Regions from separate parts of the Homo sapiens genome. Here regions 2, 3, 4, 5 and 6 are each linked to region 1. A link is a loop called in an ENCODE intact Hi-C map of the cell type or tissue named here. Cell type or tissue: dorsolateral prefrontal cortex. All regions are shown on one strand.

The links. A loop is a pair of places that touch in the nucleus more often than their neighbours do. Peaks named below come from ENCODE experiments on the same cell type or tissue, not always from the same donor. Only the 100,000 strongest peaks of a DNase experiment are listed, where the experiment ranks them.
Region 2: a loop joins it to region 1, with 5 times the contacts of the local background. A loop is called at or near these places in 9 of 110 quality-filtered maps.
Region 3: a loop joins it to region 1, with 18 times the contacts of the local background. A loop is called at or near these places in 15 of 110 quality-filtered maps.
Region 4: it touches region 1 in a loop (9-fold over the local background); 8 of 110 quality-filtered maps call a loop at or near these places.
Region 5: it touches region 1 in a loop (6-fold over the local background); 11 of 110 quality-filtered maps call a loop at or near these places.
Region 6: a loop joins it to region 1, with 6 times the contacts of the local background. A loop is called at or near these places in 3 of 110 quality-filtered maps.

What each region holds. Positions count from the first base shown.
Region 1 is chr11:121,721,061-121,725,060 of GRCh38, reverse strand. No RefSeq gene overlaps it. Among named protein-coding and RNA genes, the nearest start is that of SORL1-AS1, 270 kb to the right of the region's middle. In dorsolateral prefrontal cortex, no CTCF peak of the experiment used is centred here; DNase peaks (open chromatin) are centred at 1,510, 2,070, 2,450, 2,920 and 1 weaker place; H3K4me3 peaks cover 2,325 bases; H3K27ac peaks cover 3,770 bases.
Region 2 is chr11:122,200,923-122,204,922 of GRCh38, reverse strand. The region is part of intron 2 of MIR100HG (mir-100-let-7a-2-mir-125b-1 cluster host gene); the gene reads left to right. Among named protein-coding and RNA genes, the nearest start is that of MIR100, 51 kb to the right of the region's middle. RefSeq lists an enhancer at 1,534-1,743. In dorsolateral prefrontal cortex, CTCF peaks have their summits at 1,602 and 1,810 (motif pointing right); DNase peaks (open chromatin) are centred at 1,792 and 2,092; H3K4me3 peaks cover 2,664 bases; H3K27ac peaks cover 4,000 bases.
Region 3 is chr11:122,098,514-122,102,513 of GRCh38, reverse strand. All of the region lies in intron 4 of MIR100HG (mir-100-let-7a-2-mir-125b-1 cluster host gene), which reads left to right. MIR125B1 (microRNA 125b-1) reads left to right here and starts at 2,670; the gene lies at 2,670-2,757. In dorsolateral prefrontal cortex, CTCF peaks have their summits at 458 and 658; DNase peaks (open chromatin) are centred at 663, 1,693 and 2,073; H3K4me3 peaks cover 4,000 bases; H3K27ac peaks cover 4,000 bases.
Region 4 is chr11:122,211,359-122,215,358 of GRCh38, reverse strand. The region is part of intron 2 of MIR100HG (mir-100-let-7a-2-mir-125b-1 cluster host gene); the gene reads left to right. Among named protein-coding and RNA genes, the nearest start is that of MIR100, 61 kb to the right of the region's middle. In dorsolateral prefrontal cortex, a CTCF peak has its summit at 2,045; a DNase peak (open chromatin) is centred at 2,028; H3K4me3 peaks cover 783 bases; H3K27ac peaks cover 3,921 bases.
Region 5 is chr11:121,669,355-121,673,354 of GRCh38, reverse strand. No RefSeq gene overlaps it. Among named protein-coding and RNA genes, the nearest start is that of SORL1-AS1, 220 kb to the right of the region's middle. RefSeq lists an enhancer at 401-901. In dorsolateral prefrontal cortex, no CTCF peak of the experiment used is centred here; a DNase peak (open chromatin) is centred at 1,763; H3K4me3 peaks cover 1,144 bases; H3K27ac peaks cover 3,994 bases.
Region 6 is chr11:121,927,747-121,931,746 of GRCh38, reverse strand. No RefSeq gene overlaps it. Among named protein-coding and RNA genes, the nearest start is that of MIR125B1, 170 kb to the left of the region's middle. RefSeq lists enhancers at 1,928-2,428, 1,284-2,684. In dorsolateral prefrontal cortex, no CTCF peak of the experiment used is centred here; a DNase peak (open chromatin) is centred at 1,956; H3K4me3 peaks cover 2,040 bases; H3K27ac peaks cover 3,413 bases.

The sequences.
Region 1 (4,000 bases):
TGACAAAGGGAGAACATTTTTGTTCCGTACAAGTAAATAGAATCCAAACGGGCTGTTCTGGGAGCTTCTCTCAGTTGCCACCTCCCCAAAATATTGTTCCAGATGCCCGGTAATAAGGGATCCCCAGGGTATTCCAAAAAAACTAAAGAAGAAGTTGAAAAGTTTAGATTGTGGACTTGGTGAGGGGTGTGACCGTCACTGAACACAGTCTGGATCAATGATTTCTATGAAAACTTCCAATGCCCCAGTTCTGTGATGCATGTGGCTTTGAAGACTTGAGTCTCACAGGGGCCTAATTCAACATTTGGCAATCCTTTAGAGTATGTGGTGCTTGGCATTTTCATCGCTTCATTATTTAAAGGGCAATTCATTATGTGCAATGGAAACAAATAAAACTCTATTTCTGACATTTCTAAATCTGAACCCTGAACCCTCAATAAACCTTCCAGTTTCAAAATAATTATTTAAGCAAAGCCCTGGTGTATTCACTCCAAACCATTGAGTGGTGTTCCTAATGGTTGGTGAGGCAATCTCCAATGCTGAGACTTGGGTATTGAAACTTCCCTGAAGAATATTAAATAGTCCCCTACGCTGCAACCCATTAAAGGCAATCTTGTCCTCACAGGCCTCAATCAAATTTGCACAGCAATTAGTCCTGCACGGGGTTTGATACATTTCTTAATTATAAAACAACTTTGTACTCTATTGGCTCGTTCAGATGGGTTAAGAGAACATTAATTACCTCCTCCTGAGACATCAAAGAGTTTTTTTTTTAATCCCCATTTTAGGGATGAATAAAGCAAGATGACGGGAGGAACTAATGTCTATTGAGCACCTACTATGTGTTCAGTGGACTTTGTGGTGATTTACAGACATATAAATAAGCATTTATTATGAGGTAAATTATTACTCCTGTTTTACAAAGGAGGAAAACAAGTTTAGAGAAGCTGGATTATCTGACGTTGTTCACATTGCCAGTACATCGGTTGGTCTGCCTGAAAATCGTGTTTTGTATGTGGTGGCCCCTGAAACTGATGATGTTCTCCCTGACTTTCTAAAATTATTGAGGCCTGGCTTGGTGGCTCATGCCTGTAATCCCAGCACTTTGGAAGGCCAAGGAAGTCAAGGTTACAATGAGCTATAGACCTGCTCCTGCACTCCAGCCTAGGAGACAGAGCGAGATCCTGTCTCTAAAGTGAAAATAAAAATAAAACTGTTATTCATCATGCTTTTTTTGAGCACTTTGTGTATGCCAGACAGTGTGCTAGGGGCACTGAAGAATAAAATGACTGGGTCCCTGTTCCCTGCGGACCAGCCATGAGACAAACATCTCCTCTCTGGCGCTTCTGTAATGGAAAAGCTGTGGGAATGCTGAGCAGGGAGTCAGTTTAGCTCAACCAGCTCAACCCGGAGTGGGCGCGGCCCTCAGAGTTCACACAATCTAAGGTGCGTCTCCCCCGGCTCCAAATCCCCTGGAAATCGTCATCTCTCCATCTCACCCTGGTCTTAGGCATTACACAGGGAAGGAAGTTAAAACATGTCAGGAACGAGCTCCGGCAGAAAAAGAACCCAGGCATTCTTGTGGCCCCCGCTTTGGCATCAGAGAGTCCCAGCCTCCTCCTTCCCTTCGCTTGACTCAGGCAAACCCTCCTCGCGCTCTCTGCAGCATCCCTCCCCCACCTTCAACCAGTCTCGATTCTTTTTCTTTCATTGTAATCTTCCTAAATTGCACATTTCATAAGACCTTCAGGAAAAAAAGTCAGGAAATGAGGTTTAGAGGAAGAGGGAGGCGGAGAGTAGGGGGCCGGGTGGGGAGGGTGGAGGGGGAAGCAAACTCCAGGAGAGCTAGTCTTTCATTATCACGACCTGTTAGGCGCATATCCCATCCCTCTCCCTGTGCCACCCTCTCGCTGGATGCGAGCCATCCTCCGGGCTAATGAGCAGAGCACAGGAGATAACTAATCCTAATGCAATTACCGCTCGGCATTACACTGATAGGTTTGAGGCGCTCCCTGTGTGCCCCGCAGCCTGAGACAGGCTTGTGCAGATGTGCCTTCGTCTCCTGTCGGAGACGTTTTGACAGCTGTATACAGTGCCGGGCCCCCTCCCCCACGACAGCATCCCGGGAGAGTGATCTTTTAACAGCGAGTCCCCATGAAGCCTGTCGGAGGTGAAATGAAATCTTAGCAGCTTGGGGGAAGCCTGGTCGGGCCGTGCGCGTTCAGATGCTATTTCCAGGGCGGTGATGGAAGCGGCGGAGACGCGGGCCCCTTCTCTCCGGCCGCCCCCCACCCCCGCCGCTTCCTGAGAGCCTCACGGAGTGTTTAAACTGCAGTGAAAAATTAGAGTGCGCAGGCCCGGCCCTCTCCTGGCGGAGCTCTGCGCTCCCGTGATAGGGGGATGGTTTGCAGCACACATGTTCCTTTGTTTGGCGGGACCACGTGCTCTGTTTGCACAGCAGCATGTGGTACCACTGGAGGAAATCGAACCAACACTGAAAGTTCAAGGAACAGCCAAGCTCTGCTGGGAAGCGGCTGCGTCAGGGCCGGGATGAAGTGAGGAGGCAGGAGGCCGGCTGGACTCCCTCCGAGAAGCAGGGGGTGGTGGGAGGGTGACGGTGGGGCCAGCGCTATTTGGGATAAAGGGGACTGCAGGTTGCTGGCACCGAGCGCTCACTGGGAGGGTTTTCTGCAGTAACCAGCCAGTCCTGCCTGGGATGGGAAGTGCACTTTGATTATGATTATAACCGCTTGTATTTGAAAGAGCTTTATAGTTGATAAAGGCTTCTAGCAACCTTTTTTCATTTGATCCCTGTAAAATCATGTGATGCTAAAGTAAGTGCCTCTCTTTCTTGAGGTAAAGAAGGAGAGGGGAAGGGCTGGAACCCGTCAACCCTTGGCCGAGTGTCTGACCTTCCAGGAGGCCTAGTGGGGCAGCTCTGACCACGCTGATGACAAAATGCATGAAACAGTAATCGTTTGTCTTCTGCACATTGCGCACTCTCTCTCTCTCTTTCTTTCTCTCTCTCTCTCTCTCTCCCCACCACCACACACACCCCGCCCTCTGTTTAATTACAGAACAGTATATGCTGTGGGTAAAAAAAAATTCAAACAATACAGAAATATGAGATATATACATATATAGTATAAAATGGAAAGTCTCCAAACTCAAATTTCCTAAATAGCCATGGTTAAGAATTTCAGTCATTTCTTTATTTTTCCATGCATATCTGAACATATTTATGCAATTTATCAATATATGCATTTTTATTTAAAAAAATAGGAAATTACTACACATACCATTAATTTTCACCATATATCAAAGATGTCTTTCTGAAACAGAATATATAAATCTGTAGCATTGTTCTTTTTAAGAGCTGCATTATATTTCTTTGTATGGATATACCATTACATTATTGAATAATCAGATAGTTTCCAGTTTTTGTTTATACAACGTCAAACTAAACAGATTTCAACATATGTCGCACACTGTGAAAGTATTATTTTAGGAGGAATTTCTAAAATTGCTCATTCAAAACAGTGTGGAGTTAAAGCGAAGACACATTTTAAATTTCAATAGACATGGCCAAATCATTCAATAAAAATGTGACACTAAATTATAAGACACATAGAGAAGTTAACTGTTAGTGTATGACATTAGTGTATGAAAGTTAACTGTTTCCATACACACCTGACCTGGGTACTGCAAATTCAACAGAATGAAAAACTGATATTTATAAAGAATGAAGCTGAGCATATTTCTTATAAAATTTTTAGTGGCCATTTGTCAATTTGATTCTATAAGTTACCGTGTCTATTTTTTCTATTGGTCTGCTTTTCTTTTCTTATTAATTTGAAGAAATTCCCTTTAATATTTTGCAAGATTTTTTCCAGGTCATTTACAGTTTTTCAATTCTGTTATAGAAATATTCAGTACTTAATACAGTCAGATTTGTCAATCTTTACATTTATGGTTTTTAAGTTTCATGCCATGGTTAGAA
Region 2 (4,000 bases), 480 kb before region 1:
TGTTTTGTTTTGTTTTTTGTTTTTGTTTGTTTTTTTTTAACTTGAGTTTGTAACAGGGCTTAATTATCTTCAGGGCAGTTTAACCCTTTCATATTCAGCCCTAGGCCCAACATAGGTCTGAGAAATATTTAGTGAGTTTATGGTTCATAGCAATATCATCATTGACATACTTTCTTCTGCTTTGTCATCCTCCTCCTCATCATCATCGTCATCATTTAAGTGGCACACAACTTCTTTTGCTTAAAGTTATTGCTGTCTTTTGTCTTTATTCCTGTAATACCAATGTTAGTTATGGAGAAAGAGCTCATAAAGTAGCTGCAGCAGAATCAGAGACTCGTGCAACTTCAAGTATCATTTCCAATGCACTAGTAAGTGGAGCTAAGATCAGAACCCAGGGTTCCTGACCTCCTCCTGCACCGTATGTCTAGACTATGTCCTGTCTCTGGAGAAAAGTGGGAGTGACACTCACTGATCATCCTCAGTACAGGGCATTGAGCCACACCATTAAGGAGTATTGATTGGCTCCCCCTCTGTGAGAACAGTATGCTGGGTGTGACACAGACAGAGAGACCCAGACCGAGTCTGCAGGAGAAAACTGGTCATGATGTCAAACGTGGAGGAAACAACCAATAGGCCTAGTGGGATGCTCTCTATTTATCAGCACAGTTACTGGAATCCAAACAAAGAAACTTTCCAGAATGACAACCGTGCTCTGCCACTGAACTGTAGGTGAGCATGTGGTTTGTGACGTATTATTTCATTCTGCCATCATACCAGTTGTGAGATCTTGCTTGTGAAACTAAGTTAACTCCATTTTATGGACAAAGAAACTGAGGTGAGAGTAGTTAATTGAGCATAAAATAAGTAGCAGAGATAGGTATCGAGTCTAGATCTGTTGAAGCCTAGAGCTTGTTTTGCCACGTCATATTGTCTCATTGACTCTTCCAGCAGTCCTGGCAAGGGAGTCCTTAATTTCAGCAAAACAAATCTCAGACCAATTTCCACTGGACTCTATTAAACTCCACTACCTTTCTGATGTTGGTGGCAGCTCTATACTGAACCATACGTGAAGATTGAACTTGGAATAAAATAATAAAGCTCCATTTGTTAAAAACCACAGCTACTTCATGAGCTGTTTCTCCATAAGCAACATAGACACTACAGTAATAAAGATTAAAAAACAAAACAATAATAACCGTAAGCAAAAGAAGCTGTATGACACTCAAATGAGGAGGAGGAGGAGGAGGATGACAGTGATATCTGCCAGGGTGGGTTAGTATAAATGAGACCGTGTTCCTCTGGAGAAAGATACTATTTGGACATACAGTCTGTTTTCACTAAGGTGGGGAGCAGTATGTGTCCAGAGCTCTAGAGGGACCGAAAGGCCAAGTGTCCACGGTGGCAAGAGAATCCAGGAGACTGGACCATCAAGTCTTTTACTCAGAGACTGGAGACCACGCCTTACCTCTCGGAACAGCCCTGTGTGAACCTCCGACTTTATGATACGTTGTGATTGTGATACAGGACTTCCCATGCAGCGCGTAAGCCATGCAGGCTTATTACTCACACCACACTCACCTGGACCCAGAGACCTCCAGGCACTGAGGACTGCGTCTCCCGGAAGTATTTCCCTGAGAAATTGCAGAGGACCTCAGTCCTGCAACTCACACAGAGGCTGTTCTTCGTGGCCGGAACCGGACCCCACGCCCTCTGGGGCACATCCCTGAGTGCGAGCACTCTTCTCTCGCCCTCCTCCCACCCAGGCACCGTCCCAACTGGGCACTGCCTTGCTATGCCCCACATCTCCCACAAGGGGGAGCCGCCGGAGGGCAGCTGGGGCTGCGGAATTTTGGAAGCGCAGAAGTTTTCTCCTCCTGTCCTGTAACTGGTTTTCACTCACTCAACTGAGAGATTTCTTTGTTGCAATGATGGGGTCTAAGATAACACTTCTGGAGGCTGCAGGCGAGAAACACAGCTGATATCATCTTTTATTGTGTGTTGTTATTTGCCTAGCATTATAAATTAAGGAGGAATAGTAACAAAGAGCTTGAAGACATGCACAGCTCACAGGCCCCGGGTGGAGGCTGGCGACATCAGACAGACAGAACCAAGACATCTGAGGGGCAACCAGGAGGTGCGTGTGGCTGCAGAGCACACAGGTAGGTACCCGCAAGAGGACAGTCGTGACGGGGGGAGGAGCGGATGGAGCATTCACAAAAGGTGGTCAGCAGAGATTAAAGGGGAAAGGCAGTGCAGAGGAGTTGGGAGATGGAGGGAGAGAAGAGGGAGGAGTCCCAAAGGAGCGCAAAAGAAAAAAATGTTTGCAGGGTGTGATACAAAAGGCTGACCACGGAGTGGGAGAGGGAGGGTTTGGAAAGTGAATCAGAGACATAAGAGGGTTTGAAGTTGGTTCCAACTCGGCCACCCCAGAAACTTCACAAGGCAGGAGAGGATGGGAGATTGACACAAAAGGCTCAGTTGCACAAGAAAATTCAAAGTGAGTAGGTGTGCCAGAAAGTCAATCTAATCATTCTGGTTGTGTGTCGTATAGCCACACCCACTCCGGACTTTAACCCAAACTAGAAGGAATTCTGGTCTGAGTGTGTTTTCAGGTCCTCTCTGCTCGGAACTCATGTTTCACACTTTCCCTTTCTTCCTTCGGCTCTTCCACAGTCGCTCTAGGTAATGGAATAGGAGTCAGAAATTCCGTGTTCTAGTCCAGGCTTTGCCACTTGCTGGTGAGATTAGCTTAAGAAAGGAAATATCTGAGTTTCCTTTTCCTTTGTCTATAAAAGGAAGATAATAATATATTACTTATGAGCCCTACAGGGTTTTTCTGAGGGTTGAATAAGTCAGATAGTGTGAATGAATGCTCTTAATAGATTACAATTGCTAGTTAAATAAAAGATGGCATTAATAATAATTAATCAGTTAATATATTCTTCCTATCCTCAACAGCGGGTTTGCCTACTGAGCTGTGGAGATATATATATATATATATATATATATATATATATATATATATATGAAGAATCAGATAATATATAACATATACGTTATATAGATATATTAGCCTTAACCTCCTATCTGTGAGAAAATTTAGAATTTATGACTCTATTTCCACAGCACATGTTAGAGTAACCTCTTTGGGAGATAAATAGGAATCTTTGTATACTTACCTTTTAGCCACCATCAAATGTTCTTTTCCCCGACCTCAGCTACAGTTTTGTATTTCTCAAACATGCAGATAATGATTGATGGTGTCTGCCTGGCTACCTGACTGATGAGTGATTTGTCTGTGTCCTGGACACTGCTGCCAGAGCAAATGTCACACCATGTCTCAGGCACATGATCAGACTAAATATGCTTGGAAGAAGCAAATAAGAGACTCTGTTAATCAGTTAATCATCCCATCACTATATTCACTGCCTGAAATGTGTTTGCTTTTTTTTTTGTTTGTTTGTTTGTTTTTGGTCTGGGTCATTTGTTACTTAGTTCCTTGAAATGTCTTGGATGAAAATTGGGTTCTGCACACTGGATCTGGCTGGTTGATTCTGCCTGCGAAGACTGAAGTTGGCTTTGATGCCTATAGATGCACTCACCCTTCGCTCGGGTTCCAGAGGCCATGTGGTGTATGGGGAAGGCAATGTAGATGGTGGGAAAATCACTTGACTTCTCTTGCTCATCTGTCAAATGAAACTGTTACCATCCTTCCTTCGTGCATCCAAATATAGATGTAAGGAGCACATGTGATTATACTGCACACACCAACAGTTCCTGACTATCCAAGTGCTGTATAATTATAAGGTTTTATAGTCATTATTCTGCTGCATGTTTCTTACTAGTGATTTACCCGTATTGCACAATTAAAATTATTTGAAAAGCTGTCTTTCCCCAGCTGTTAATATAGTCCCTTACTTTTTTTCATTTCCACCAATCAACTGATAAATCAAATATTTATAAAGATGCTAAATTTGTCATATACCTACTCACCATCAAA
Region 3 (4,000 bases), 380 kb before region 1:
TTTGGGCATTGTTGACTTTCCGTCCATAAAGAAAGGCCACCAAGATTCACAAAATCCATCACCTGCACTCATACATGCATGTGTGCTTGAAATTCCCCTAGGATGTGAAACAGTTAGGCAGAGAACTGCACTGTGGTCTCCCTTCCTCACTTCTTTCCCTCCCTGTTTTTCCTTTTCGAAAATGTGATACCTGATCTCTAGGTCTTGCGGGCTGAGAAATTTTTTGTATTTGTATAATGCAGTGTCTGGCCTTCCCCCTGACCTGCTGATGTATTTTTGGCCTCATTAGTAGTCAGGGAGATGCCTTAGTGCATCCAGCACTGCAAGTCAGGGATGAGACACACTACAACAGGAGAGGGAGCAAGCGCGAGAGGATATTAGAAGAGAGGCTTGTCTCCAAGATATGGAAGGAAGTGAGAAATGACAGGGCTGCAAGCTTTGTATGTAGGAGCCCGGCAGGGCGGGGGAGCGGCGAGGAGAGCCAAGTGGATTCTCAGAAAAGGGGGGAAGCCATCGAAGAGCTAAAGGTGATTAGAGGGGGATATTGATTTCTTATTCTGCCAGAGATTTAAGCAGGCATGCGAGGAATCTGCACCATGGTTGGCAAAAAGAGACCCGTTGCCTCCTGTAACCAGACACTCAGGCTTTCCAGGAGCCCAGGGAGCAAGCCGAGAAGAAAGGGGGCAGTGTGGTCTAGGAAAATTCAACTTGTCGCTGATTTGTGCCTGATGCCTGCTGTCCGTCAGCAGCCTCCCTTACAATCTTTTTTTCTCTCTCTCCTTTTTTTTTCCTTGCCTTCTCCTTCTTCACTGAAGCCTAGGGGAGCCAGTAAAGATTAAATGTGCTTCTCAAAGGCAGCCACTTCATGCTGCTATGTCGAAAGGGCCATTATTATTATTATATTTTAATGGTAAAAGAGAAAAGGAGAGAGGTTGAGCGAGCGAGAGAGAAGCTAGGTGTGATGATGACAGACTAGCTTTTCTGAGAGGAAAAGGAAAAGGGAAGGGAGAGAAAAAGGAGAGCCTCTGAGCTCAACGGAGGATTGTGCCTGAGAAGAACCCACAGAGGTGAGAAAAAAGTTGTCTTGAAGGTGGGGGTGGGGGGGCTGCTAAACAGACACTGTACAGAGGGAGAAGAGACATAATTTAGCTGTGTTGCTAGTATGATTCCATTTTTAAAGGAGGGGAGGGGGAGAGTCTAGAGCTCTAACTGTTTTTAGTTGCATATGGAAATATCTAAAAAAATATTTAGCATTTTTACTAAGTGCGTTGAGGCCTCTCCAGTGTCCTCCTGGCTGTGGCTGCTTTGTCATTCTCTTTGACTAGCCAGCCATCTACCTTGCTCAGGCCTGGAATAAAAGAAGAACAAGAAGAAGAAAGAAATGAAATGAAAAACAGAAAGAAAAAGGAGAAGAAACATTTGTAAAAGGGTCATCTTCCCATCTGCCTCCCCTCCTTTTCCTTTCATTTTTGGTGGCGGCACAGGAAAGCCCCACTTCCAGTCTGATGAGGAAAGCGACAATCTATCAGGTACAGAACCAGGGGCTGTCTGCGAAGATGGAGGGGAATTATGCTTCGGATTCCTCTGAAATATTGGCCAAAGGCTTCAAAGAATCCGCAGCGGGAGGTGCGGGGGGAATGTCTCTCCCCAGCCCGCACCCAGCCCTTCCCACTTCGTGTCTACCAAATGACAGCCTGGTGCTCGCTCTTGGTGATTTGGCCTTGACTTCAGCCAAGCAGCTGATGCAGACGAAGCCTCCGTTTGCAGGACTGGCAAAGTGCACGCTAAAGAAAGAAGGAAGAAATTTTTCAAAAAGCAGCTCTGGGGAGGTTTCATACTCCCCCCCCCCCCCCGCCTTTTTTTAATTTTTAAGTGAATATTTTCCAAATTTGATCAGTTCCAGCCCCTCCCTCCACTCCCACCCAACTGCCCTTTTTTCTCTCGTCAAAGCATAAGCTACAGAGTTACAGTCTCGAGATTTGGTGTATCGCTTCCTGCCCCCGCCTCCCCTCCCCGCCCCCGTTCTCCGTCCTCTATTGAAACACCTCGCCCAGCCTAGCGCACTGAGAGCTCTCATTTTCCCCCCTTGCTCGGGATGGTGCCACAGGAGGCTGTGCGGGCCCCGCTCCGCTTCGAATGGGTGAGTTCAGAACGCTATTCGTCTTTACACTTCTATAGCCTCCGAATCCTACTTCTTGGTCTTCTCCTTTGAAAACCCGATTTCTATGATTTTTGCATGCGGCATACTTGCCCTGGGGGAAAGAGATGCCTCCTATTTTCTCTTCAGTCATTTGTGCTAGTCGTAAATTAAAGCTTTGAAAAGACACTAAATCCTTATTGTAGACTATGGTTTTAAAAACTTGGGCATTTCTGAGTCTGTGCATATTATTTTCCGTTTTAGTGAACTATTTTGCCCAAATCTTGAAAGAGTTTTCTCTGATGTACTCGTGATCGTATGTGTATGTGCGTGATTGTATATGCGCCCCCAGATACTGCGTATGTGTGTATATATGTATTAGGCTTAAACGGAATCTCAATTTTGTGAAGGAAAGGAGCTTAGAGAAGAAATACCATACCACCTGTTTGTTGCATCTTAGTTATGAACCTCGAACAGAAATTGCCTGTCATTCTTGTTTTGCTTTGCTTTGTCTCAAGAAAGAAAACATTGTTGCGCTCCTCTCAGTCCCTGAGACCCTAACTTGTGATGTTTACCGTTTAAATCCACGGGTTAGGCTCTTGGGAGCTGCGAGTCGTGCTTTTGCATCCTGGAAATTTGGTGGAATTTTATTCTTTAAAGCAAAAACAAAAGAAAAGAAAGTTTGTCTGAGGTGATTGAGTATACCTCTGAGGTTTTCATTGTTAGATGGGATCAGGTGACCAGAGAGTGGCAGCTCCTGGATTTCTGTTAAAGTAGGTATATATTTTGCTTTAATAGCGTGTTGGCTGCTATGTGTATGTATGCATGTTATTGATGCCTGAGGCTTGTGGAACTCATCTGCCTGGTCTATTCCTTGAGAGCAACACGCAGTAGTATACGAGCGTAACAAGAACAGCTCAGTACCTGGTGCTTGACCTCAGAACATCTCAGCTGAAGTCCCAGCATGCCCCATGTCTCCAACTTTCAAACTCCACAGTTAATCTTAAAATTGTGCCCAATTAAAATGGGCATGTGAATATATTATATATTCAGTGTCCACACATGTGTATCATGGATGGCTAGACAGTGAACATACAGACGCAGATAAAGGCAAACTAATAGTTTGGAGTAAAATATTAATAGGTTAAAATTCTATTCTTGCAATTCCACACAAAGGATGGAAGTTATGGTATTAATAAAAATTAAGTTTGTATGACTTTGCAAGATTTTTTAAAAATAAAAGGAGGGATACCACCTCCTTGCTTGGTATCTTTTACAAAATGTTATACTTTATGGATATAAAGGTGATAAAGATTGGAAATAAATCTTCTAAATATGTAAAATGAAAGCAACAGCAACAGCAAACACAATTATCGTATTCTTTGGGAGTAACAAATACTGGTTTTCATTTTAAAACTAAGGAAAATTTTATCAGTACTTAAATTCAATCCAAAAAAGGTTTTATAACACCCAAACTGTACATTTAAAATTATCCTTTCTTAAGGTAATGGCTAGCATTACCTAGTTTGTAGTTTTCTTGAGCTGTAACTTTTTATAACTGAATCATTTCAGTGATTTAGGGCTGTCTCGTAGTTGGGGAAGAGAAACAGTAACTTACCTTTCCTTTGTTGTGAAAAATTCTAGTATAAAATATCATTTAAACAATTTTCGTATTATTGGGCCAACATTTCTCTTCTATGTTTGAAAAACACCTAAATCAACCCCAATCCAAATGCTTTCTTCTTCTAAAGACTTTATATTGGTTGTAGCCTTGTTTTATACATGTAATTGAAGGTTAGGGAAACTGTTCTTTGCCTGTTATTGTTTTTTATTTTAAGTGTTTATTGCAATTTTAGTCATTAA
Region 4 (4,000 bases), 490 kb before region 1:
ATTGGGGGTTGCTGACCAGTGGCTCCTGCCAGCTTTCTGAATGTGTGGCCAGTGGAGGCCGGCCTCTCCTTAGCAGTGAAAATGCAAATGGATTTCTTTAGAAATGTCAACAGACACTTGACACTTATCCTTTAAGGTACTCCCCAACGTGTCTCCTGACTGGGCCAAATTTAGTTTCTCCCAAATTGCTCAGAAATGGAATGTTTGCTTTTTACTTTTTAGCACTCTGGGCTTTTCTACAAACTCATAAAAGTTGGTGATTCTAACCAAGGGATCACAAGAAAGTGGGGTGCTACTTTTTATGAATTAAATTCAGTACCCCCATTATTCTCTGTTTTAGGTTGAAGATCTCTTGATGTCAGGGACTTATGCATTTGCTCCCTCTCCATCACACACAGCCTGGCACACAGTAGGTGCTTCACACAATCTTGTTAAAAGGAGCAGACTCTATCTGGTCAAAATCATTCTTGGAAGTTCTTTTCTATTTGTTTGTTAAAAGGAAAAATGGCCAGAGTTGAGACTGTGAAAGTTCATTCCTGATTTCAGACCAAAAAAAATAAAGCTGAACCTGAGAGAAAAACAATGATGAGTGCAAGTTGTGATTTCTATGATCACTCTGATAAGAATGAGGATCGTGACCGGCTGTGGTCTCCCAAGGTTTGAAAAAAGAGAAATATATGCATGCAGGAGAGAACTGAGTTAGATATGAGATAGAACTTCCTAAGAGCAGAGGTTATGGGATACCCTTATAAAATACAAATGGGGGTTTATGCTAGCAAATACTCTAGAGAGAGATACACATCCATGTAGTTCAATAAACACTTATTAAATTCCTGCATTATGCCAGCACTGTATTAGATACTGGAGTAAAAAAGATTGTAAAGTATAGTACCTGGTCACCAAGAAGACAGAGACTAACAAGCAGACAATTTCAATATAATTTCCTGATTGCTAAGAGAGAAGTATATGTGCCCAGGGTGTTGTGGGAGAATATGAAAGTGCACTAATTCAAGCTGTGTAGTCAGGGAAGGCTTCCTGGAGGAGGTAGTGCTTCTACTGAGTCTTACTATTGGGTGAGAGATATCTAGAGAAATAAATGCAGTCAGCATATTCCAGCAAAGGTGGAAAGCTAGATTAGCTGATGTACAAACATCTTCAGGTCACAGAAACTCCTTTTAGTCCTTCTGAATTGAGTCATCTGGGAAATGCTGTTGTCCCACAAGAAATGTCTTACAATTCTGGCAGCCTAAAGGGGCTCAGTTTTCTATTGCATGTTCAGCTTGTCACCTTGTTAGGACAGCCTCTTATAGACTTAGGAGGGAAAGAGTAAAAGAGGGAATCTTATTTTCATTTGCATCCAAGGATCATGATCCATTAAGCAGCCTCTGTGCTCTAACATTCAGGGAGCTGCAGGACTGGCATATCCTTGATGCATCAGATCTGATATATTTGTGTTCAAAGGGAACAAACCAACTACTACTGATAAGTTCTCTCACAGCAGCTACTTTTTGAGTTCCAACAGGTTGTTGTACCTAGCCCCATTGTACAGGTGGGGAAACTGAGGCTGAGGGGCACAGAGTCACTTTCTAGGCCCTGGGGAATAACTATTGGCTACTGCATAGTAATTTAGCTTCTTATTTCTCACTGTACCTTCCCAGGGTGGGAACCTCTGAGAGTCAATTTTCCCAGAAAGAGGCACTTTCGAAATGGCAGGCCTGTTAGTAATGGCCTGTTTCCACTGGGTATCCTGCCCATTGGGCTGGCACTATGGGAGTGGGGGTTCCCAGCCACCCCAGGGAGGTCATTCAATCCCAGCCATGGCAGCTGGTGTCCTTGGTGCCCTGGACCACCATCAGAGAACGGAATCTGCGGGAAAACAAAGAGTGCAGCCGTGGCGGCAGACCTGAGCCCTCCACGCCTGCTTGCCCAGGGCAGGTCCCAGTGGGGTTAGTGCCAGGGGCTGTGCTGATTCTCCACCCCCTTCCCGGCCCCTCGGCTCATCTGCTGGCTTTCAGAACTCCAGCCATCCTGAATGGGTCTTTGTGCGCACCCCAGGAGCTGGCTCGGAAGAGCCTGATGGAAATGCTGGACAGAGACATCTCCTCTGGATCCAGGCACAGCCCGTCATGGTGCCATCTTGCGGGAGTCAGGCTTTTATTGTTTCACCACGTTGCTCTATCTGGGAGTGGGTTGGGACCTGGTGAATGGGAGAAATATTCTGCACCCCTGACAGTGGGGTCATGGGTAGGGCCGAGGGGATGGCAGCACCTCTGTCACTTTCCCACAGCTCTCTTTCCCACGGTCAGTCTTTGCTACTTTGCCCCCCTGAGATGATTGTGATAATATTAATAACAAGAGGCATCGTTAATGGTCACTCCCGAGGTGCCAGGCATTGTGCTGAGGGTTTCATTCCATTGAATACGTGTTCTCAAAGATCCTGTGGGATGTGTTGTCTTATTATTCTCATTTTACAGGTGAAGAAACCAAGGTTAGGAGATGTTAAGCTACCTGCCCAGGTAATTCTGAACAGGAAGATGAGCACAGATTGGATGCAACTCTGCCCTTACCTCCTCCTTCCAGCCTTCAAGGTGTCTCTTTCCAATCATTGAGGTCCTAAGGCCACTTGTACTCTCATTCCTAAGAAATCCCTGAGCTCCAGGGCGCCAGCACAGACAAAAGCCTGGTTCTGGCAAAATGTGAAAAGCCTCGTGGCCTCTCAGATTCCTTTTTTTAATGCTGTGCTTTTTTTTTTTTTTTCTGAAATCAGGGGTGTATTTTATTTTATAAGATAGAAGAAATTGTAGATGTATAAGGAACACGTTGGAGTACAACTATAGATTGAAAATTGTGTTAAAGGACCTTATCTCCATCCTCAAAAAACAAAATGGTTTTATGAGACAAGCAAGTACCACATAAGGGCTGGAGTGCAGGATGCATTTCAGATGTCAGTGGTCCCAGCTCTGTCACCGCCGGCACTGCTCTGGCCAGGCGTCCTCTGTAGATGCAGGGATGAGGGTTAATTCCAGGTGTCTGACTCTGAGGCTCTCTTTGGCTGGGTTGGAGAGTAGGCAGAAATCTTGTTTTTATTTTTTTAATAGACAGAAGCAGTGGTGATAATGGCATCTACTCACCTGCCTGGCTTCTCTTCTATGTATGACAAGAGTGTCATTTAGGAAGGGTGATTGATATAGCTCTCTTATGGAGCAAACTCGATGACCCTTTTAGGGGAATGAAGTTTTAACCATGACTTTTAGAGCAGCTCTGTTAGCTGAGCCAAACAGCCAACTGGGAAGGGCTGTGAGTATCTCTCTGTTTGGAAAAAGGCTATAAATAATCTATGGTAAACAAATAAACAAAAACACCAGAAGAAACACAGGTTAGATCTTCAGAAGAACTTCCTAGCTGTGCAGTGTGGTAAGACATCAGGCAAAATTGTAAGTTGTGCCCCAGAATTTGCTGAGCTCCCCTCCCCTCCCCTCCCCTCCTGTCCCCTCTCCTCCCCTTCCCTCCCCTTCCCTCCCCTTCCCTCCCCTTCCCTCCCCTTCCCTTCCCTTCCCTTCCCTTCCCTTCCCTTCCCTTCCCTTCCCTTCTTCTCCTCATCTTTTTTTGAAAGAAAGTTAGCTTCTAACTCTCTAGGCTGTTATCTGTATAGCCCATACCATTCCCAAGTTAGAGGAATGACCATTGACTATCATAGGCCTCATATAGAGAACCTTTATATCCATCATTAACACATGACAAAGACACTCTCTAGAATTTGAATCCTCAACATTGTGTGTGGTATAGTGTGTTATTCCCCTCAGTGTGAAAAGTTAATGTCCATTCCTAGCCACTACTGCATTCAACCCCAGAAATATCAATGCTCTAATGATGGGTAAACTGTCTGAGTTGTTTTTTCTATTAATTATTCTCCAAGTTGCTTTCTACAGTCTTTTTTTTTTTTTTTTTTTTTTTGAGATGGAATCTCTCTCTGTTGCCCAGGCTGGAGTGGTGCAGTCTT
Region 5 (4,000 bases), 52 kb after region 1:
TCAGGCTGACTGTGACTGTCTGCCAGCACCTCTAACCACTCTACTGCCAAGGCATGGCTGAAGCAAGCTGCAAACTCCGGTCAGGGCCAGACACCAAATAGATCTATTTTCTGTGTCCCAGGCACCCGAGAAGGCCTCAGGGGCCCTTTCCCAGCTCATGCCGCCAGCACTTCACACATGCTTACAAGGAAACCAGGAAGCCAGTGTGCATAGGTGCCGGTGCCTAGCACTGAGGGGCCAGGGTGCTGGGCAGGCAATGCACAGTGCCCGTGGATGCCTGGCAGGTGCTGAGCACCCACCCTTCTCCCGCTTGCTGCCTGCACAGGCTGCAGTTCTTTGTGTCTGAGTTTCTGCTCCCTGTCTGCACTAGACTGGGTGGGGTGGGGAAGCCGGAAGTGTCAAATCAGCATCTGGGTCTTGAGAAATGCCTAGAAGTGGACATTTGCATTAGAAACTTTGCCCGTTTGGACAGAACAAGTCTGCCTGTGCAGTTGTTTTCCTCTCCTGGCCTCCTTCCCTCCCCCGCACCCACTCCTTATCACCTTAGCTCCCCTTTCTGATTTCTCTACCAACCCCCTCCCTCCCTGGTCATCTGGATCTCGTTGTTCTTGCATTTCCCCAGCTGCCTGTCTGCATTAGCAGCCCTGCACGTGCACAGACACACACGTGCTCCCGGCACCCCCACCCTGTGGCTCTTTACCCCAACAACCCCACACCTTTTGCAAATTCACAAGGCAATTCCTTCCTTGGCTCCAGGACCCCCTTAACAGAATGGATTCTTTATTCCAAAGTAGGAATAGAAAGGGCCTTGGGTATAGTTAACTTGAGTGAGAGAAGCCACCAGGAAGGGGTGCATTTTTGTATGGGAGAGTGGGTGGGCGGCTTGTGTGGTTTGCAGTATTTTAGTCCTTTCTCAAAGACTATACCATATGAACAATCTACTTCTCCACTTCAGGGGCTTCCCTAAATGAAGACTGTTGAAAGGAACATATAGGGAACACCCTTAACAAAATGTGTTTCCCTCACTTCACCTAAAGGCCTTTTGCTGCATTCAATTACTGTTCATTTTATATTGCTTATGTTAACCAATGTGTTGAAAAAGATCAGCAAAAATCTAAGACATTGTCACTTTAAGAATCTAGACTAAAACACCTTAAATGAACTCTGAAGCAGACAGATGAAAAAAAAAAAAAGCCCTTCTCTGGCCCTTGCTGCTTTTGCCATTATTCATGATGTAATTTTTCAGGTGTTAGTTTGGCAGAGAAAGATTGGAACAGAGCTTGTTGCTAGGACATGAATGAAGAAGAGGGATCCCATTGGTTCTTTGGGACTTGGCAGAAACCAATGGGAATGAAGGGGATGGAGGGGGGAAAAAAGCCACCAAAAGGAAAAAAAAAAAGACTCTCCCGGCTGGACTATTATTGCGTTTTCTATGTTAAAGTGGGGTATTGTAAATTTATGGGAGGTTTCGTTGGTCTATTTTTTTAAGGTGTAGGTGGGTAGTGGTGCTCGATGGACCAAGGCTGAGAATGAGCAATTAAGAGGCAGCTTTGTTCAGACTGTCCTGGGTTTCACTAATAGCTCACTGTTACTGGCAGTCTGGAGAGGTATGCAAACGAGGCCGGGTACATTTCACACCCTCGCCATGCTGCCACACACCGTTTGGGGAATACAAGTATACTAGAGCTGGAGGCAGGGATGAGGGTGGAGGGGCACTGGGATGCTTCCTCCAGCCTCGAGATTAGGTGAACCCCAAACAACCTTTTACAATGTAAGTGAAACTGCTCTGTGTGTGGAAACGAGGGGCCCAACGTGTTCCCTGCCCAACGCTTCTGAGCCGCCTCCCAATACGCTGCCCTAAGCATTTCACTGAGTCAGGGCAAGATGTGGCCCAGCGAAACCTCTAGTTCTGATAACAAGCATGTGGGCTCATGTGTTATCAGTGCAGCAGAGAATGTCACTGGGACTTCCAGACGGAGGCTATAAAACGTTCCCCCACTTAAGCCGTTTGCGTTTCAGCCTCCCAGCTAGCAAAGTAAGCAGTTCTGTGTGCCAGTCATGCTTAGCTGCTTGATTCTAGGCAGAGCCTTGCAAATCTGGGCAGGAAGAGAAATATCGATCTCCACAGGTCCCCCTCATCTCCTCCATTGACTGTGTAGACTTGACAATCATTGCGGGGCCTCCGTTGCTATATTCCATTGTCTGGGCTCCGGCTGTAACCCACATCTTTTCTTTAATACATGGGCAGGGTTTGGGCTGAGTGACTTGAAACACACACACATAATAAATTGACTTCTATTGGGTTATAGACCTGGCCAGTTTATTTACACCCTGGAGGGGGCTCAACCTCTGCCAGATTCCTAACATCAGAGATTTTGTGGCTGGAGTCCAGCAACATAAAAGGATTTCTTTTTGTAATCGGAGCACTTCCTAAGACCACAGGCAGTTTCAACCAATTAACATCTCTGATTGCAATAGAAACATTTTAGGAGACTCACAAGGACTAGGAAGGTTTTCATTCACAAGCCTTTATTGAATCCATAGCATCCAGGAATTGATCTGATTATTGATTTATGATGATCATCCAGGAATTGATCTGATTATTGATTTATTTCTTGCTGATTTCTGTGACTTCTCAGGTTGTTGGCGATTTGGGAAAAAGGAGGGTGGGGTGTGGGCAGAAAACGGGAAGAAATGAAACAAAAAGGGAATTGTTTTTAATAGGCCTGTCTTGTTCTTTCAGCCAAACGAATCCCACGCACTGTTCATGTCCACCCCTCAGCATTGATAGAAAACATAGCTCCAAGTACAGAGCTTAATTGCACTCTTCAGGTGACAGGTAGCTTGTGTGCCTCAGTTCAAAGCCAAAGTCCGGGTTGAAGAAATCTGATTTCAGACAGTCAGCATTTTAAAATAAAAGCATTCACCCTGAGCCCCAAATGGGAGGTCTCTCTGCAGCTTTTTCATTTGTTTTTAACTCAGACTGCTTAACAAAGCTGTCTCACCCAAACTAAGCAGAGCCTTCAGAGCCTGGTGCCAGGGAGGGTAAACTGTACAGGAATGAGGTTGCAGGCAGCCTCCACTGGGGAGTGGGGAGCTGAGCAGCCACCAAGGGGGACAAACAGGTCCCCGGAAAGAAGAAGGAAGGTGGCAAGGCGTCTCTTTCCCTATATCTCAATGTATTAATGAGTTATTTATTAATTAGGAACCTTTCTATATTTACTGAGGAAAATGTGTGAAAATCATAAGATCTGAGCTCTCCCTTTCATGGAAAAAAAAAAAAAAAAAAAAAGACAAAAAAGACTATCAGACCAGTTGAAGAAGCAATACTAGAGCTCTGTCATTTAAGCAAAAGGGATTGTATTCAAAGCCAGGCTCTAACTTGAAGCCTCCAAATATCCAACTTATGTATTATTAACTGCATAAAAGCGTTGTCATTCCTGGGTGCAAGAAATTAACAAGGGCCCCACAAGTTAAGAGAGCTGCTTAGTGACACCCGATCAACCTGGGTCAGGAACCAGAAAGGAGAAAGGAACACCTCCCACTTGGATCAGAAAGGACCCTCCACCCACGAACAGACTTTAGAAATGAGCACATTTTCATTGCCACTGCGTGACCTATAAGCTAATTATGTTTTCCTGCAAGGGAAGCAAATTATATTGATTGTACAATAAAAGCTATTGTCATTCCCAGTATATTCATCATGACTCAGAAAGATGCAAAAATATTGACTTGCTCTAAATAGCATTTTACTTTTGTCTCCAGACAACAGTTTTTAAGGCATAGCATGACTAGAGATGATTTTGTTAACCAGTCATGGGGAGTGAAAGGGACGGAGGAGAAAGCAGTTTATGGGCATAACCTCGTCCACCATTTGTGAATGACAGAGAACTCTAAGGAAAAGCATACACATTTCCAAGTTCATGAAAGAGTTAACCTTGGTTATTACATATATATTTTTTAAATTCCCTAAAACTCCCAATAGTATGCACCGTAACAA
Region 6 (4,000 bases), 210 kb before region 1:
CCCAACTTGATTGCCCACCATATTCATTGGCCATAGCTTCAGGGCGACTTTTAATAGCTTTCAACAAATCCACCCTCTAAGGATGAAGATGTACCACATTTCAAGATATTTAAGAAAGTACCAACAGTGTCCATGCATAACTTTCCAGAAGAGTTCCAAAAATGCTTTGAGCAATTTCTCAGTATCTTGGGAATCAGCAAAAATCTACTGAGAGGACTGCTTTGCAGGCAATAGTGCTGCTTTGGAATTAGACATTCTCATTCATGTGTTACATAACAATAACAAGCACTTATTAACTGTTTACTATGAACCAACTCTATCCAGCAATGTTTGCGTGTGTGTATTCTCACTGAACCCTCCCAACAATTATATGAAAACAGCAACAACAACAATGGTTGTTTTTGGCATTTACTGAGTGCCCATGATGGGTCAGACAGTGTTAAGGATTATTTCGTTTTAAACCCATTTTACAGACAAAAAAACTGAGGTTTAGAAAAAAGTAAAGAACTTTGCTAAGGTCCCAAAGCCAGTAAGAGAGGAACTAAGATTCATATGCAAATGTATCTGACTTGCTTATAATTACTCTGATTTATGCCTGTGGTAGGCTCTGCACTGTGATGTGACTGCCGGATTTATATATATATTATATATATACGTATATATATAATATATATATTATATATATATTATATATATTATATGGTAGTAGAATGAATATATTACTATATATATTATATGCTAGTAGAATGAATAAACTTATATCAGTGACAGTGGTCCCACCAAGGCAAATAAGAACAACAAGCAAAAGTGATACAAGAGGGTTCAGCTCATCTAATTCCTAAACTACAGCCACGTTCCTGTTCATAGGAGAGAGCAGTGGGCATCAGAGACCAAACCTGGATGTCTCCAAGCCAGCTGCAGCATGGGGCTTTGTGATTTGCTGTTTCACTCCAGTTAAGCCCCTGCAGGGCCCTGAGTCTTAGTCACTCCAGCCAGGCATCAGGAATGGGTACATTCACCTCCCTTCCCCAGCCTTCCCCTATGAATATTTATAAAGCGCTCTAGAATCCTGGTATCCCATAAAAATGCAAAGTACGATTATTATTAATGATACAGTTAGCAAGAAGGACATTTGTTATTTCTACTCAATTGGTTTCCCCCAGGAGCAGAAACAATTTTTTTTGACATAGTATTAATGCGCCGCCTCCGCAACTTTGGTCATCTGTCATCTTCTTTCGGACAAAGTTGAGCCAGTGTCTCAGGCAGCACCCTTCCTTCCCCTTTGCAATATCGGCACTAGCTGAGCCCAAGTGGCTTTATGGTTTAGATGAAACTATGGATCTTTATTTGATTTCTGGTATCAGGAAACAATTTATGAGGATCAAGGCAGTTAGGCTACGCGACTTCCTTTCTTGCCGAGGTAGTCGCTAGTCGCACAGGCAGCCCTGGCTCATAAATCTCGTTTTATTTCCCCATCTATTCACCTGGAACTAAGTGATTTTTTTTAAGGCAAAGGGGAGAACACATTTCCTTATGTAAGCACTCTTCCTCCAGCTCGTAATCACCATTGTTTCTCAGACGAACTAGTGAGCAGCTGAAGCAGGAGCCATTTCCATTTTCGTGCATCACACTTGTATTTTCAGAGTTTACAGAAAAATACTGCAACCAATTTGGGATTTCCCTGTAATGAACCACTTCCTCTAAATAAACCAGAATTGATTCCAATGTGAATTTCAGAGACGAAAGGGCTTTCTGAAAACATCTATTTTCATATGCCCTTCAGAAACTACCTTGCCTTTCTTTTTGCTCCCATCCCCCGCTCCCACCCTCCCTCAAGCCCCCCACCCCGCCTTCCCCTCCTTCTTAAGAAGACTTTCCCAGGTCCCTCTTGGCTGTGGTTGAACGACGTTGGCTCCTGTCCATGCTGCAACAAAGACCTGGCATTCCAGCTGTCTGCGTCTAATCTCCAGTGTCAGCTCTCGTTAATGTGTGAGCGTGAAATCAGAGGGGGCAGAGCTGCACGGAATATTAAAACCATGATCAGAATTCCACTGAAATGCTGAGAGTCTGCAAGCACCATTAGAGGAGGCTGTCAAATCACGGCTTCGCATTAAATAAAAGAAAAGATTTCTATCAGAGGAAAGTACAATCAGTGAATCGCTGAGCTAAATTAGCATTTTTTCAATTGGAGATCGAAGTTGATTTATTGTTCTACACGACATTAATGTAACTATGTGCTTGACCTGCTAAGGCAGCTAATTTTTCATTTAAATGGTTTCTTTCCTTCCCGGTGCAAAGGCTGCAATCATATTTCAACTTTGCAGAGTGATCAGAAAAGTCGTGGAATGCTGCAGAAATGTCTTAGGGCGGCCTTCCTTCCCCTCCCCTCTCTTTCCTTTCCTTTTTCCAACTCCAGCGCCTTCCTCCTCCCCTCCCCTTCCCCCCTAACCTCATGGCTGGTGGTCAAGGTCACAGAGGAAGAGTAATCTCAAAGCCACCGACTTCAAAGCCTCCATCAAAGAAGCCCCTACGTAGCCATTGAATTAAAAGGGAGTGGGGGAGGGTGGGGTCCTGGCACTAGACGTTCCTACCAGCAAGAAAGGACCCTTTAACTGCCCTGCTGGTGTGGCCAAATCTGGGGCGTCCTGGGTCCAGTTTTCTCCTGCAGGCCTCTCAGTATGTGTCTCTTCTCATCCTCCCCATCCCCCTCTCCTCCACACTCACATCGTCTGAAGATAATATACATTTCCAATTAGCAGAGCACATTCTAGTCATGTTCTCTTTTACTGCCCTAACTATCTTCCTTTTGCTAAAAAGCTGGGCTGTCATTAATGAAATCCTGCAGTTCTGTTAATCCGAGATACAATGCTCCTTTCTCTCTCAGTCTCTCCCTAACATAAAAACTACAGTTACTGAAGCTCCCCTCTTCTGTTTGGAGTCCTCGTTGTTTGTCTTTCATTGCATACCTGATGTAGCATAGTAGCAGTCGAAGTTCCCGGACGGATGTAGAAGGAAAAAACACAATTATATTTGTTTCCCAGTGTCCTTGTTTGCAAAGGCAGCTGGCATTTTCTGTTTTTATTTTTTTAAGCACATTGATTTTTAAGCTCTGGAAATTTAGGAATATGTCTTAGGGTAGTTTGGGGGCCTTTGCCTATAGCAAATTTGTTGGATTTAAAACAATTATAGCTGGAAGCCCTGGAAGAACCCTGATAAATTACTTTCCGGCGTTTGTCTGAAATGCCTCTTATGAATTAATGCATTGTATCCATAAGAGAAAGGGCAGGTGGGTGGTGGGCAGTGGTGCTGACATTTGCCACACCTTACCAATATCAGTATGACTTCCAAAGCATAGCGGACATTGGACCAATAGCTGGTACTTATATTTTGGTTTTCTTCTTCCATCCCCAAACATCTACATTCTGAATTACAAATTGGGAACTTTCCTATATTTGGAGGAGGCATGAAGTCAGTGTCAATCCCTTAGATCTGGAGGCCTTGAGAATTTGAGGCTAAGAACGGAATCAGCTGCTACATACCCAGCTAGCCATGGACAGATGAGGTGAAGAATAGCCCCCTACCCCACCCCCGTGGCCTCTAAGACAAGGAAATCACTCGGGCGGGGGCGGGGGGGTGGTCAGTGCAGTGAGGGAAACTTCCCTCTACCTTCATCACAATTGGATCTAATTAGCACCCCTTGGTTGGCCAAGATGCTATGGGGTGATTGGGTCGATGTACTGACCTCTGCTCTGACCCAGTGAAAACGGCTCTACACAGGCCAAAGGTGAGGTTCTTGGCAAGAGACTGTTTAGTTGAATGCTGGAGACAGGCACCAGTTGTCTTCATACCTGCTGCTATGTGGTGGAAGTTGCTTATCTTGCTCATCTTTTACTCCATTTAGAAAGTAACACCATCTCTCCCCCATGTTGACTACCACTCAAAACAACCACTCTAAAAAAGAAGCACGGATTTCATTCTCCAAAGGCAATGAAAGTTTGGT